2 separate regions of the Homo sapiens genome follow, and region 2 is linked to region 1. Evidence: read pairs that join two places in POLR2A ChIA-PET (ENCODE). Cell type or tissue: B cell. All regions are shown on one strand. Links, peaks and the distances in the headings refer to the core of each region. The heading gives the core; the rest is flanking DNA.

Region 1 (8,524 bases), core at 2,533-6,532:
CTAAACCTGTCATTCTTCAGCTCCAACAAATCTCCTCTTATTCAAGTCTCCATTAAGATAAAGTATAGGCTGTCATAGGCTTGGGCATAATCATGTGTGTGATATTTAGTGTATTTGCAAGTAATTGTCAAGCCTTCCACAGTCATCCCACTCAGGCTAACCATTCCTTAACCCTTAGTGATTTCTGGTTCACAGAGTTCTTTACATGAGAAATTCCAGTGCTTGATCTGAATTCATGTACAAGCAAGGTGGAACACAGTGGATCATTCCAGGCACTATTCTCCATGGAATCCTGGCAAAGTTTCAAGCAGATGTCGAATAATTCTAAGTGACTTTAAGAGTTTCACATACTCTATACTAATTGCCCTAAGGAGCCATAGAGCTTTGACTATACATATTTTATTCTTCCTTTTGATCCTATATTGTGTGTATTTCAGAATTTTGACATCTTACCTCTGTATCTAACGTGTTTCCAAAAATATAGCATGATCAGGAAAGACAATTCTTGAACTAACTCTAGCTCTGTGTGGCTGACTATTATGCCCAGGTACAAAAGAGCAGGACTCGCCGGACATGATTCCTGGGCTAATTTCAAATGCTCCTTCTTTAAAAGATCTGCTTCCATTTCCCCTTAATTGCCCCTTTCATAAAATGACCAGATCCTCTCAGAAGATTTCCTTTAGACAGTTACTTTATGCCACAAATCACAAATGTTCCTCGAAAAAAGTATCTGAAGTACAGCGCAGGATATGTCTTTGTAGGAGAAATAAGACAGGGTCAGACAGAGAAAAAGACACCAACGCTGGGAAGTTAGGTGATTGTAAACTGAGAGCAGGTGTTAAAGGAAACCATATTGGAGTATTCAGAAAAACTCAAATTAGCACACGAAATAGTTAATCAACTTTTTAAAAGTTACAACTATCCTTTCTAGGGTTAATTTCCATCCACTCTCTATTTACCGCACAAACATTTGGTAAAAACATAGCTATAATCTTATTTGGATATTTAAGAAAAGAACTCCAATCAAGCCATCTTCCCTCCCTTCCACTCCCCTACCTCTCTTCCCTGGCCTCTTCTCCCCGTCCTCTCCTCTCCTCTTTTCTTCCCCTCCCTTCCTCTCCACCTTCTTTTGATGCCACAGTTTCTTCAGATTACACTCCTTACAGTCATGAAAAGTAAAGACTTGGCCTGATTTCATGTGGCCTTACCAAAGTGCTCCCTGCAAATTTTGCAGCCACCATGAATCACAAGACGCTGAATACGAGGGGAGTTTTTTTTTTTGTTTATTTGTTTGTTTTTTGCGAGCCTCATTCACTAGAAGCAGGGCTCAGAAGATTAGATGGAATTATGAAGTTTGGAGGATTAAAAATCTAACTAAAAGGACACATTAAAAAAATTCACGGACATGATTGATTATAAAATGATTTCCTTTACTCTCATAGAAGAAACCACTCAATCACCTTCTCTCTCTCTCTTTTTTTCTTGCTTTTTTCACCCCTGCCTCTGCAAACATCATTTGCTATGGTTGAAATCCTGAGACCTGTGTCAGGGCCTGCCAGAAGGCCAGTTAGAAATATATCCATCAGCCTAGAGACTCCTTTAGATTGCATTATATATAAAAGGAAGAATAAGCAGTGTGCCCAAGTGAATCCAGCCAAAAGCCAAAGCTGTGCAATGGCTGTGTATCACTGACAATGCACTAACTGTGATTAGGGGAGGCCAGCTGCCACCCTGTCTGTTTCTAGGTATGTCAAGTGTGGCCGCCCACCCAGGAGACAGAGTATGTTCAGGTGCCCTCTCTGCAACTGCCTTAATTTCAATGCTCATGAACTGTGTTTCTCACCCTGTTTTGCCATTTCCAGTTAATCTCATGCATATTTATGTGCCAATTATGCAAATCCCAAGATAAAAATGCATTAAGCACCCATGATTTAGACTGGTTAAGTCCATTACATGGTGTAATGAAATTATTGCATGATGTCCAATTTACCTCAATGCTTGCTTTAAACTGTCCATAAGTTATTGAATAACCATAACATGCCAAAATTTAGCTCTAGGAGGCTTCCTTTGTCTGACCTATCATCATACCAGGAAATCAGAAACTTCAAGCTAAATCCTCACCAAAGGGAGAAAATATTTCAGAACAGACTTAAGGAGGCATAATGTGATCAAAGTTTAAGTATGGCAACCACCTTGTCACGGATATGTCTTCTCTTCGGATAAATTAAAAATATCGCTGGGTAATTTCAACAACATTTGGACAGGGCAACTTAGGATTTAAAACCAAGCCTTGCCAATGGGATTCTCCTCTTGCCCAGTCAGGTCTTGTTCCCTCAGTCATGATGATATTGTAGGTCACTGAATTCAAATGCAGTTTGAATTTTCAATATGGAAATATCCATTTCCAGCATTAGAAATAAAAAGACTAAAAAAGAATTCACAGAAGCAATTTAAACACATACACATACACAAATCCCTTGAAACCTAAAAACTGAAGGGTTTGAATGAGAATCTATTTGCTATGTAGAGATTTTATGTTTAAACTTTGGTAGGACCCGAACCCCACAGTTTCCATGTTTATTAGACAATATGATGATCAAGGAACAAGCCATGATGTGAGTGATACTGATAAATATAATATGTGAGCAGCCTGACTCACTGACATCCATTTCTCCCCCGACTATAGCATGCCATTTTAATCGGCTCATGGTGTGATTTACGCAGAGCCTGGGTCCTGATTATTTGCATAGGAAACTCCCTTCGAAGTCTACGAGAGTTGTACTCGCGTGAGGTTAGGAGCTCGGATCCACAGATCTGTTAGGCGCCAGAGACTGCACAATACTGCGATAGTTTGCAATTTGAAAACCTGGTCAAATGAACAGATTACGATGCCATTCCCCAAAGCATTCAAACCTCATCCTGTCAATCAAGTGAGCTAGGATGCCAGTGTCATTTGCCATTTTCTTTGCTGTGGTAGGGGATCATGAAACAGCACCTTGGATTGAAGTGTACTGCCTGTAAGCAACAGGATTCCAGCTACATGCCCAGTGAGAACAAGTGGGTCACCAAGGGGATCTCAAAGATCTGCCAGCCCGCAGAAGGGCTGGAGTTAGAGCCTTTGTAACAAACTCTCACTTGAGGCTATCCTTCTAATGAATGACTCTCAGACATGGGTGAACATAACAGAGATGGGAAATTCTCGCAAAGGATGGGGTGTCTTCCTGCACAAGACCTACTTCTAACATTCTCTGAAAATATCATGGTCAGGCTCATTAACCAGCAGGAAAAAAAAATGTTCAATGACAAGAGTCTATTTGTGTCCAAATCATTACACAGGGCATCAAAGAGATGAGGTAAATCAAAGCTTTGTCCTATTGACTTTAACTCTGCTGTGTGTTTAGAGATCTATTTGCCCCTTGATTTGTTTTGAAATTTCTGGTTAAGAAAAGTAATATTTCTAGCATTATTGAAAACTTTGGATCTATCCATTTAGAGTTATAGGTAAATATAGCAGATATCAAATAACACCTTCATCGTCTGAGCTTATAATGGAAAACCCCACGTTCAAAGCGTCTCTTGAAAGTGAAAAAGCAAACTCCAGCCAAGAAGAACAAGCGCTTAGAGTCTTCAGGAGACCAAAACCAGTTCCCCGTGAGCATTTCTAAATGTTACAGGACCAAGTTCAAGATGTCAGGCTAGAGCAGTGCTCTGAAATCTTTTCTGCAGGTCTGCTATTTTTCCGAGAACACACTGGCCTCCAGAATGCATTAACCTACTTTCTACAGAGAGGATTCCCTGGTCCTCCTGCTCTGAAGAAGAGGAGGAGGAAGAGGAAGAGGAAAGAGGCTATTTCAAGTGGGAGCTGGGCACACTCTTTGCCTTAAACGTGTTACTCCTCCTGCTAAACAGCAATACGATCTGAGAAATTGGTACTTCCTGCAAACGAACAGCTCCGAGGGCTGCACGGCCCCAAAGCAAGAGTGACTGGAAATCCTGCTAAAATATGGCTGTCTAATCAACCGAGAGGCGAACTCATTTACTGAGGTTCCCATTGTCCACGCTGACAGATGGCTCGCTCCCCTCTCTGCTCTCCCCTTCCCCTCAGATCGCGCTGCCGTGCAGGCAAGCCTATTCTTTGAGAGATCCAGTTGCAATCGCCAGCCTAGTTCTGAAATGAGACAAAAGCTCCGTGAGCCTCCTCCCATGCACAGAGCCTTTTCTGTCCCTCCAAGCAGAAGGAAAAGAAATCCAGATCCACTCCCCTTACCTTCGTCCTCATCGGAGACAGGAGCCCTTCCATGGTGGCAGAATCCTCATGCCAGTTTCTGTCTCCTGCAAGTTACTCTCTCTGTGTGCCGTGCTTAAGCATCCCACATGAAAAGAGCCATGTCGGGAGCCGTGGTGGCTCCCCTCTCCCGGGTGGCGCCTCTGCACCGCCACCCGGTCTAACTTGAATCCCCAGCGCCTGCAAAGCGCCGTTCCTGGAGAAGCCTGCTCCTCTCCTCGCCCTGGTCCCCTCTCTCTTTCTCCCTCTCCCGCGCTCTCTCTCCTCCCTCTCTCTCCTCCCTCTCTCTTTCCATAATCTGCCTACAGCTCTCTGTGTACCCTGCTCACTTGACAAATGATCTCTGTCTTAGGTAACGCATTTGAACCAAGAACAGTGATCTGTAACAACCCACAGGGCAGCTCATCCAGGGCAGGAGGCGAGGGGGGCTGAGCCGGAGCATCCAGCCGCTTTGGGCTCTGTAGCTTGTTCTCTCCAGAGCTGAGAGCACTGTTGCGTTTGTTCGTTCATTCATTCATTCATTCATTCATTCATTCGTTCATCATTCCTTCCTCTCTTAAGAAGTGGGACTCCCACAGGAATGGATCTAGTTGACACCATTACTGAGCTGCTTTTCTGGTCTGTGTACAGAAAGCTGAAAAAGAAATCCCACTGCGTGGAGTACTTCTAAATACCCATGTTCAGCCCACTGTGAATTTCACACCTGGATAGTTAACTGGGTTCTTCTGCAGTTTGGCCAGATGTTTAGAGGCACATAACTGTAGCCTCTTTTTAGAGAAAGTTTCAAAAACAGATTTATGGACTCTGATCCTGAATAGTTGAGTATTAAAAAAAAAAGTGTGTGTGTGTCTGTGTGTGTGTGTGTGTGTGTGTGTGTGTGTGTGTGTGTGGACGCGCGCGTACGGGCACACTGTCCAGGAGTCCAAATAAATCAGGATTGACTGTTTCATTCAGCATTGCTGGTCACTTGGAAAAAAATACACAATGAAAGAAAAATGGCAAAGACCTAGGTCAGAGCATAATGCAGTTGAAAAGATGAGATTTTTCTGAACTTCTTTATGCTTGAGGAATTTTCTCTGTGAGAATAATTCAACATCTCTACTTCAACTGGTGACTCCTTAAATGTGGCTACACACATCTATGCCATCACCAAGGGGCCAGGACCCCTTTTGCATCATATATGTGACACATGTGCACCATACATGAACCTATCAATGTGATTTAAGGAAGATGCCCCTGTCCCTTGCCCTTCTTTCCATCTGTGATTCTTGTACTCACAAGACATCCCCAAGATAGGGCGAGCCACTCTGTCCTCCAGATGGAATCACAGGCTGGTCCCAGGCCCCTGCCTCTTCCTTCATTGATGCTTTTCACCCCTAATTAACATCCTTCTTCTCCTCCCGTTCACACATCAGCATTCCAATAGAACTTCAGTATCTACACCAACTCTATCACCTCTTGATCACCTCCTTCGTAGTCTCCAGTTTGCTTCCTTTTTTTTTTTTTTTTTTTTACAGGGTGTCTGTCTGTTGCTCAGGCTGCAGTACAGTGGTGCAATGATGATGGCTCACTGCAGCCTTGAACTACTGGGTTCAAGAGATCCTCCTGCCTCAGCCTCCTGAATATCTGTGACTGTAGGCATGCACCACCATGCCCAACTAATTTTTAATTTTTTTATGGAGACAGGGTCTTGCTATGTTTCCCAGGCTGGTCTCAAACTCCTGGCCTCAAGAGATCCTTCCGCCTCAGCCTCTCAAAGTGTTGGGATTACAGATGTGAGCCGCTGCTCAGGGTCCAATTTTCTATTCTTAACTCTTTCTCTGCGTCACCTTAGTTGCAGGCTGCAACCTCATTCTCACTTAACCAGACATGTACATCCTTTGACCAGAGTCTTAGCATCCTGACAAATCTGTAGACCCAACATATTGAGTGCAACTCGCTGTCCTTATATAAAAGATTATTGCCATTTCTGGGGGACTCTGGACCTTATTTCTTGGGTATTGACTTAAACAATACTTCTTATTTTGTATTGTAGTGTTTAGGGATCCCTAATATTTTCTTCTATTCATGTAGTCATTCAACAAATAGTTGTAAGGCACCTAGTATGTGCTGGAAGCTGTTCTTGTTCTGATGATACAGTGGAGAATAGGGTAGACAAAGTCCTTGTTCCAAGGCCCTATATTTCATAGCAGGTTTGATACAAAACTCAACCAACTCATCAAGCCCTTCCATCTATCATTGCATTATTCATACCAACCTCTCCCCATGTTTTTGGGTTTCTCTGTGGGATTGCAAACCTTCTGATGTGACTTCCATTTCCAGTTTAGTGCCAGTCTCTTTGTGACACTTCTCCTAACTGTACACCCATGATCAACTTTCTCCTAGGAAATAAAAAACCAAAATGTCTCCACGAGAATCTCATTCCTTCACCTCCATCTTTTTTTTTTTTTTTTTTTTTTTTTTGAGACGGAGTCTCCCTCTGTTGGCCAGGCTGGAGTGCAATGGCGCAATCTCAGCTCACTGCTATCTCCGCCTCCCAGGTTCATGTGATTCTTCTGCCTCAGCCTCCCGAGTAGCTGGGATTATAGGCACGCACCACCACTCCCAGCTAATTTTTGTATTTTTAGTAGAGATGGCGTTTCACCATGTTGGCCAGGATGGTCTCAATCTCCTGACCTCACGATCCACCCCCTCGGCCTCCCAAAGTGATGGGATTACAGGCATGAGCCACTGCACCCAGACTTACTTCCATCTTTAATTCTATTCTCTGTCCTCTTCCCCAGACCCTTCCTCTATCTCCCCAAAGGTTTCATTTTTCAGTGTCAGGGAAGGAAATCACTCTTGTTTACTCAAAACAGAGATGCCGTTCCTCATCCTCCCCGGTTATTGGCCCTGAACCATTAAAACGACTTGTTATCCCACTCACTGTTGAGACATCGCCCATGCCATGTGCTACATTTAGCTTCCATCCCTTTGGATTCTTCAATAACTAGAATAAGCTGCATCCATTATTTGCTTTTTTACTTTCGACAATTCTTTCCTGAAGCATTCTGCCCTGTTCATGACATGTAAAGGTTCATGAACAGGTTTGCACTGTTTGTGCCCTTTCTAAACTCAGAAACCCCTCTCATCAGAATTTCCAATCATGTACCCTTCTTTTTGTTTGTTTTTGTTTTTGTTTTTTTTGAGACAAAGTATCGCTCTGTTGCCCGGGCTGGAGTGCAGTGGCATGATCTTGGCTCACTGCAATCTCTACCTCCTGGATTCAAGTGATTCCCGTGCCTCAGCCTCCACCATGCCCAGCTAATTTTTTTTGTATTTTCAGTAGAGATGGGGTTTCGCTATGTTGGCGGGGCTGGTCTTGAACACCTGGCCACAAATTATCCACCAACCTTGGCCTCCCAAAGTGCTGGGATTATAGGTGTCAGCCACTGTGCCTGGCCCCAATCATGTCCCCTTCTCAAGAGTTTTATCCTTGATATTAAAAAAAATATATCTCTGGTACAATTGATTACCTGCCCCGCTGCCTCCTGGCCCTCTGTACTCTCTCTGGCTCTCAATCTCCCTAAAGGTTTGTTTAAAGTAGATAGAACAGAGGGGGGACTATGCCAAGGTTAAACAAAATTCGACTGATTGCATGTTTAAGGCCGGTTGTTTTCTGAAAAACTCCAACCATAGATTTTGGAACCAGAATAGCTTTCCTGAGTCAAAGGAAAGGACTTTCGGAAGGAATTTGGAATATTCTGTATAAGTGCACCACTTAGGGAGGGTAGAACTTTTCTGGTTGTTTACACACCAGCCATTTAGCCCCTGGAGCCTGGGGTTGTTCACCATATTTTTATAATGGTCTGAGAGGTCCTTGACGAAACCTCTGGAATCAATAGGACTTGGAACCTATCAATTAGCTCCTGAGATGATGCTGCTGTTGATGGTAAAGATGAGAATGGCAATAGCTGTTGAATGCTTACCTGGTGGCAGGCACTGGGCTAAGTGATTTCATGCAGTAGTTCACACAATTCCCTTACCCCCTGCCCTACGAGGGAAGTACTATTCTTACTGCTATACTGCAGAAGCTTCAGCTAAGTAATTCACCCACACAGCATTCAGTTCAATGAAGCCACTGCTGGTGTACTATTTCCACCTTGTGTTACTTCATTAAAAATAATCCCCACCAACATAAGACATACAAAGACTTAAAAGTACATTTTAAATTTCTGTTCTTTATTAGTCAGGGGTTGC
Region 2 (4,000 bases), core at 1-4,000, 790 kb after region 1:
GCCTCCCAAGTAGCTGTGATTGCAGGCACCTGCTACCACGCCCAGTTCATTTTTTTTTTTTCCTTTTTGAGAAGGAGTTTCGCTCATGTTGCCCAGGCTAAAGTGCAATGGTGTGATCTCAGCTCACTGCAACCTCCACCTCCCAGGTTCAAGTGATTGTCATGCCTCAGCCTCCCAAGTAGTTGGGATTACAGGCATGTGCCACCATGCCTGGCTAATTTTGTATTTTTAATAGAGACGGGGTTTCACCATGTTGGCCAGGCTGGTCTTGAACTCCTGACCTCAGGTCTCCTGACTTCAGTCTCCCCAACTGCTGGGATTACAGGCTCGAGCCACCATGTCCAGCCTTTCCCTGTTATACCTTTAATGTATTTCTTGACCTTTTAAACATAATGAGCATTTGTTATTGTGATTGAAAAAAATTCATAAAATATTAATTTATTTACAGGATCTGACTTTAATGTGTTTCAGCCAATAGAAATATATTTTAATAGAAGAATGCATTCAAGGAATCATAGTGAAAATTCTGTACACTTTATTTCAGTTAAATGACTGATATATTTTGTTAATAAAATAAGTAGCTGAGAAAACAAGTGTAAGATTATGCCTTTGAAAAACTTGCTATGGAAGTTCGGTGAATAGACAATTACATGAACTAAAGTCGTATATTAGACTTTCCAAGACTATTAGTGACCTCCTACACTGTTTTTAAATCCATGGTCTCAGTACCACGACAGCCACACAGTGTGCATGGAATCTGTGTTAGGCCATTTTCTCACATTAGTTCATCAAAAGATCAGGTACTACAGTGACCTCAGTAAATGAATTGCAGCAATTGGGATGTCTCCAAGCAATTAAGAAGTGAAAAAGAATAAACCATCCCCTCCCAGAAACAAGAAAGCGAACAGAGTGAGAAGACGGGTCTTACATTCCCTTTTTGAGAGAGAGAGAGAGAGAGAGAGAGAGAGAGAGAGAGAGAGGTGCAGCTTTGAATATAAGTAATGGAATGGTGGTGGATATTTTGACAATCTACTGAGCATGTTTTCAGAAATGTGCAAACTATTACCTGGAACTCCAGTATTTGCATACAGCTTTTAGAACATCACTCCGTAACTCCAACTCTGACTGGGATTTTATTGATAAAGAAAAAAACAGTTTTGTATGTATCTTTCAGGGACTTGGGGTTTTTTTTGTTTGTTTCTTACAGTTTTATCCCCACAAAATAGAGCATGAATCCTTCTCAATCTTGGAATTGTATGTTTAAAAACTACTATATTTAATGGGATTCTCAACTCTAAGTATAATTTTTAAGTGTTAGTTTTATTTATTCTTTTTTTTTTTTTTTGAGATGGAGTCTTGCTCTGTCACCCAGCTTGGAGTGCGGTGGCACAATCTCAGCTCACTGCAACCTCCACCTCCTGGGTTCAAGCCATTCTCCTGGCTCAGCTGCCCCAGTAGCTGGGATGACAGGCGTGCACCACCATGCCTAGCTAATTTTTGTATTTTTAGCAGAGACGGTGTTTCACCATGTTGGCCAGGCTGGTCTCAAACTCCTGACCTCATGATCCACCTGCCTCAGCCTCCCAAAGTGCTGGGATTACAGGTGTGAGCCACCGCACCCGGCCAGTTTTGTTTATTCTTAAAGGGAATTTCAAAATTGTCACTATTACATTATCCATTAATGTTGTTTTAACATCTTTCAGATATTATTGATAATAAGGCCTCTGTAACCATGGCTAGTTCTGACGTAAAACCAAAATCAGTAAGTCATGCCAAAAAATGGTCAGAAGAGATAGAAAATCTGTACAGATTTCAACAAGCAGGATATCGGGATGAAACCGAATATAGACAAGTGAAACAAGTTTCTATGGTAAGATTTCTGTCTCTACAAACCTCAACTCGAAATGTATTTCTCAGATGCTGAAAAGTATTTTATAAACAACCAGAGAATAACTGAAGGAAATTCGACTCCAACTCTCTCATTTTATTTGTTTTCTTTTATTTACTTTTATTTTATTTTTTGAGACAGAGTCTCATTCTGTCACCCAGGCTGGAGTGCAGTGACGCAATCTCGGCACACTCCACCTCCCGGATTCAAGGGATTCTCTTGCCTCAGCCTCGTGAGTAGCTGGGATCACAGGCGTGCACCACCACGCCTGGCTAATTTTTGTATTTTTGTAGAGACGGGATTTTGCCGTGTTTGGCCAGGCTGGTCTTGAACTCCTGACCTCAAGTGATCCACGCGCCTAAGCCTTCCAGAGTGCTAGGATTACAGGCAATAGCCAGGACGCCCAGCCAGACTCTCTCATCTTATTAACGGGGAGAGGCCCAGAAGAATGATTTGCAGGCAGAGTGGGAGAAGAGGTGGTCGTTTAGCTGGGCACATTCAGAATTTTCTCTTTTATTGAGCAACTGTGCTCTGCTAAATGAATCTTTTGCGGTAGACCACAAAAAAAAAGCTTTTTTCCTCACTCAGGTGATTTCATTATCAGATAATCAGTATGTTGGGTAACTATTATTTCCCTCCTGTTACTTTTTATTTTAACCATGAATTAGAAAGAGGTTAAAATCCTGTGGTTTTTGGGGCAATTATACCTTACAAACAAAAGTGTTAGAACAACTCGTGACTTTGATAGTATATCCCAGGCTTTCCTGAGAGGGTAGAGACCTAGCTTTGCTTTATGAAGGCTAGACCAAAGTCTAGATTTGGCTCCCGTTTATACAGTGTGGTTCTTCTTAACTTATTTATTCTCTTGGCTACTAAGATATTTTTTTTTTTTTTTTTTGAGACAGAGTCTCACTCTGTCACCCAGGCTGGAGTGCACTGGCGCAATCTCGGCTCAGTGCAACCTCCACCTCCCGGGTTCAAGTGATTCTTAAGAGACGTGTTTTTACAAATTCAGTTCACCCCTGAACAACACAGGGACTAGGGGCTTCAATGCTTCATGCCGTCAAAAATTTGTGTATAACTTTTGACTCCCCAAAACAACTACTAGTAACCTAGTGTTAACAGAAACTCTTGCCCATAAGGTGAATAATTGATCAACCCAGGAATACACTAATATCTTGATATATTTTATGCATTCATGACAAACCTTTTCTTAATTATTTTTGATATTTATAGTCTGTGTGGTTTGCAACTTTTTTCAAATCGTTGCAAATCTCAAAAAAAATTTCAACAAATTTTTTGAAAACAATCCATGTATATATGGACTCCCCAAGTTCAAACTTGCATTGGTCAAGGGTCAACTGTATTGTAAAATATGACATAGTATTCATAAATATATTTTAATTTTTAGATTTGGGATTATAACAGTGTTTATTAACTCAGTTGTTTATTTTTATTTTTTACTAACTCATCATTTTTCAGATTCTAATGTGTAGATTTTGCAGATCACTATAAGCTCTTCTTTTTCTTTTATTCTATTCTTTGACCTCTACTTAAAAATTCCTTTAAAAGTACATAGGAGGCTGGGAGTGGTGGCTCACGCCTGCAATCCCAGCCCTTTGGGAGGCCGAGGTAGGCAGATCACTTGAGGTAATGAGTTTGAGACCAGCCTAGCCAACATGGTGAAACCCTGTCTCTACTAAAAATACAAAAATTAGCCGGGCATGGTGGCATGCACCTGTAGTCCCAACTACTTGGGAGGCTGAGGCAGGAGAATCACTTGAGCCCAGGAGGCAGAGGTTGCAGTTAGCTGAGATCACACCATTACACTACAGCCTGGGCAACAAAGCGAAACCCCATCTCAAATAAATAAATTAATTAATTAAATTAAAATTTTAAAAGTACATAGGAAAAATAATGGAGGCAATACGGAACTATCATGTTATTACCTCTTTAATAGACATTAATTTAATGACATTATTGTGGTTAACAATAGAATTTAAAATACTGATCAAGTGAAGATTGATTACTGTGACTTCCATGTATCTGTCTTCTCAACCATTATACTCTATCCCCATTGCCAAGGATAATTTTCATTACTATATCATCTAT

The links. ChIA-PET counts read pairs that join two places held together with the same protein. Peaks named below come from ENCODE experiments on the same cell type or tissue, not always from the same donor. Only the 100,000 strongest peaks of a DNase experiment are listed, where the experiment ranks them.
Region 2: POLR2A ChIA-PET joins it to region 1 with 6 read pairs; 7 of 35 experiments call an interaction of 5 or more read pairs at or near these places.

The regions. Positions count from the first base shown.
Region 1 is chr10:14,169,745-14,178,268 of GRCh38, forward strand. The region is part of intron 2 of FRMD4A (FERM domain containing 4A); the gene reads right to left. Among named protein-coding and RNA genes, the nearest start is that of FRMD4A-AS3, 100 kb to the left of the region's middle. RefSeq lists an enhancer at 5,704-6,203 and a silencer at 7,563-7,724. In B cell, for the core only: no CTCF peak of the experiment used is centred there; a DNase peak (open chromatin) is centred at 4,217; H3K4me3 peaks cover 1,085 bases; H3K27me3 peaks cover 3,000 bases.
Region 2 is chr10:14,964,737-14,968,736 of GRCh38, forward strand. It overlaps MEIG1 (meiosis/spermiogenesis associated 1), which reads left to right. Exons shown (of 3, transcript NM_001080836.3): 2 at 1,704-1,870. The coding sequence starts at 1,733. Among named protein-coding and RNA genes, the nearest start is that of MEIG1, 7.3 kb to the left of the region's middle. In B cell, for the core only: no CTCF peak of the experiment used is centred there; no DNase peak of the experiment used is centred there.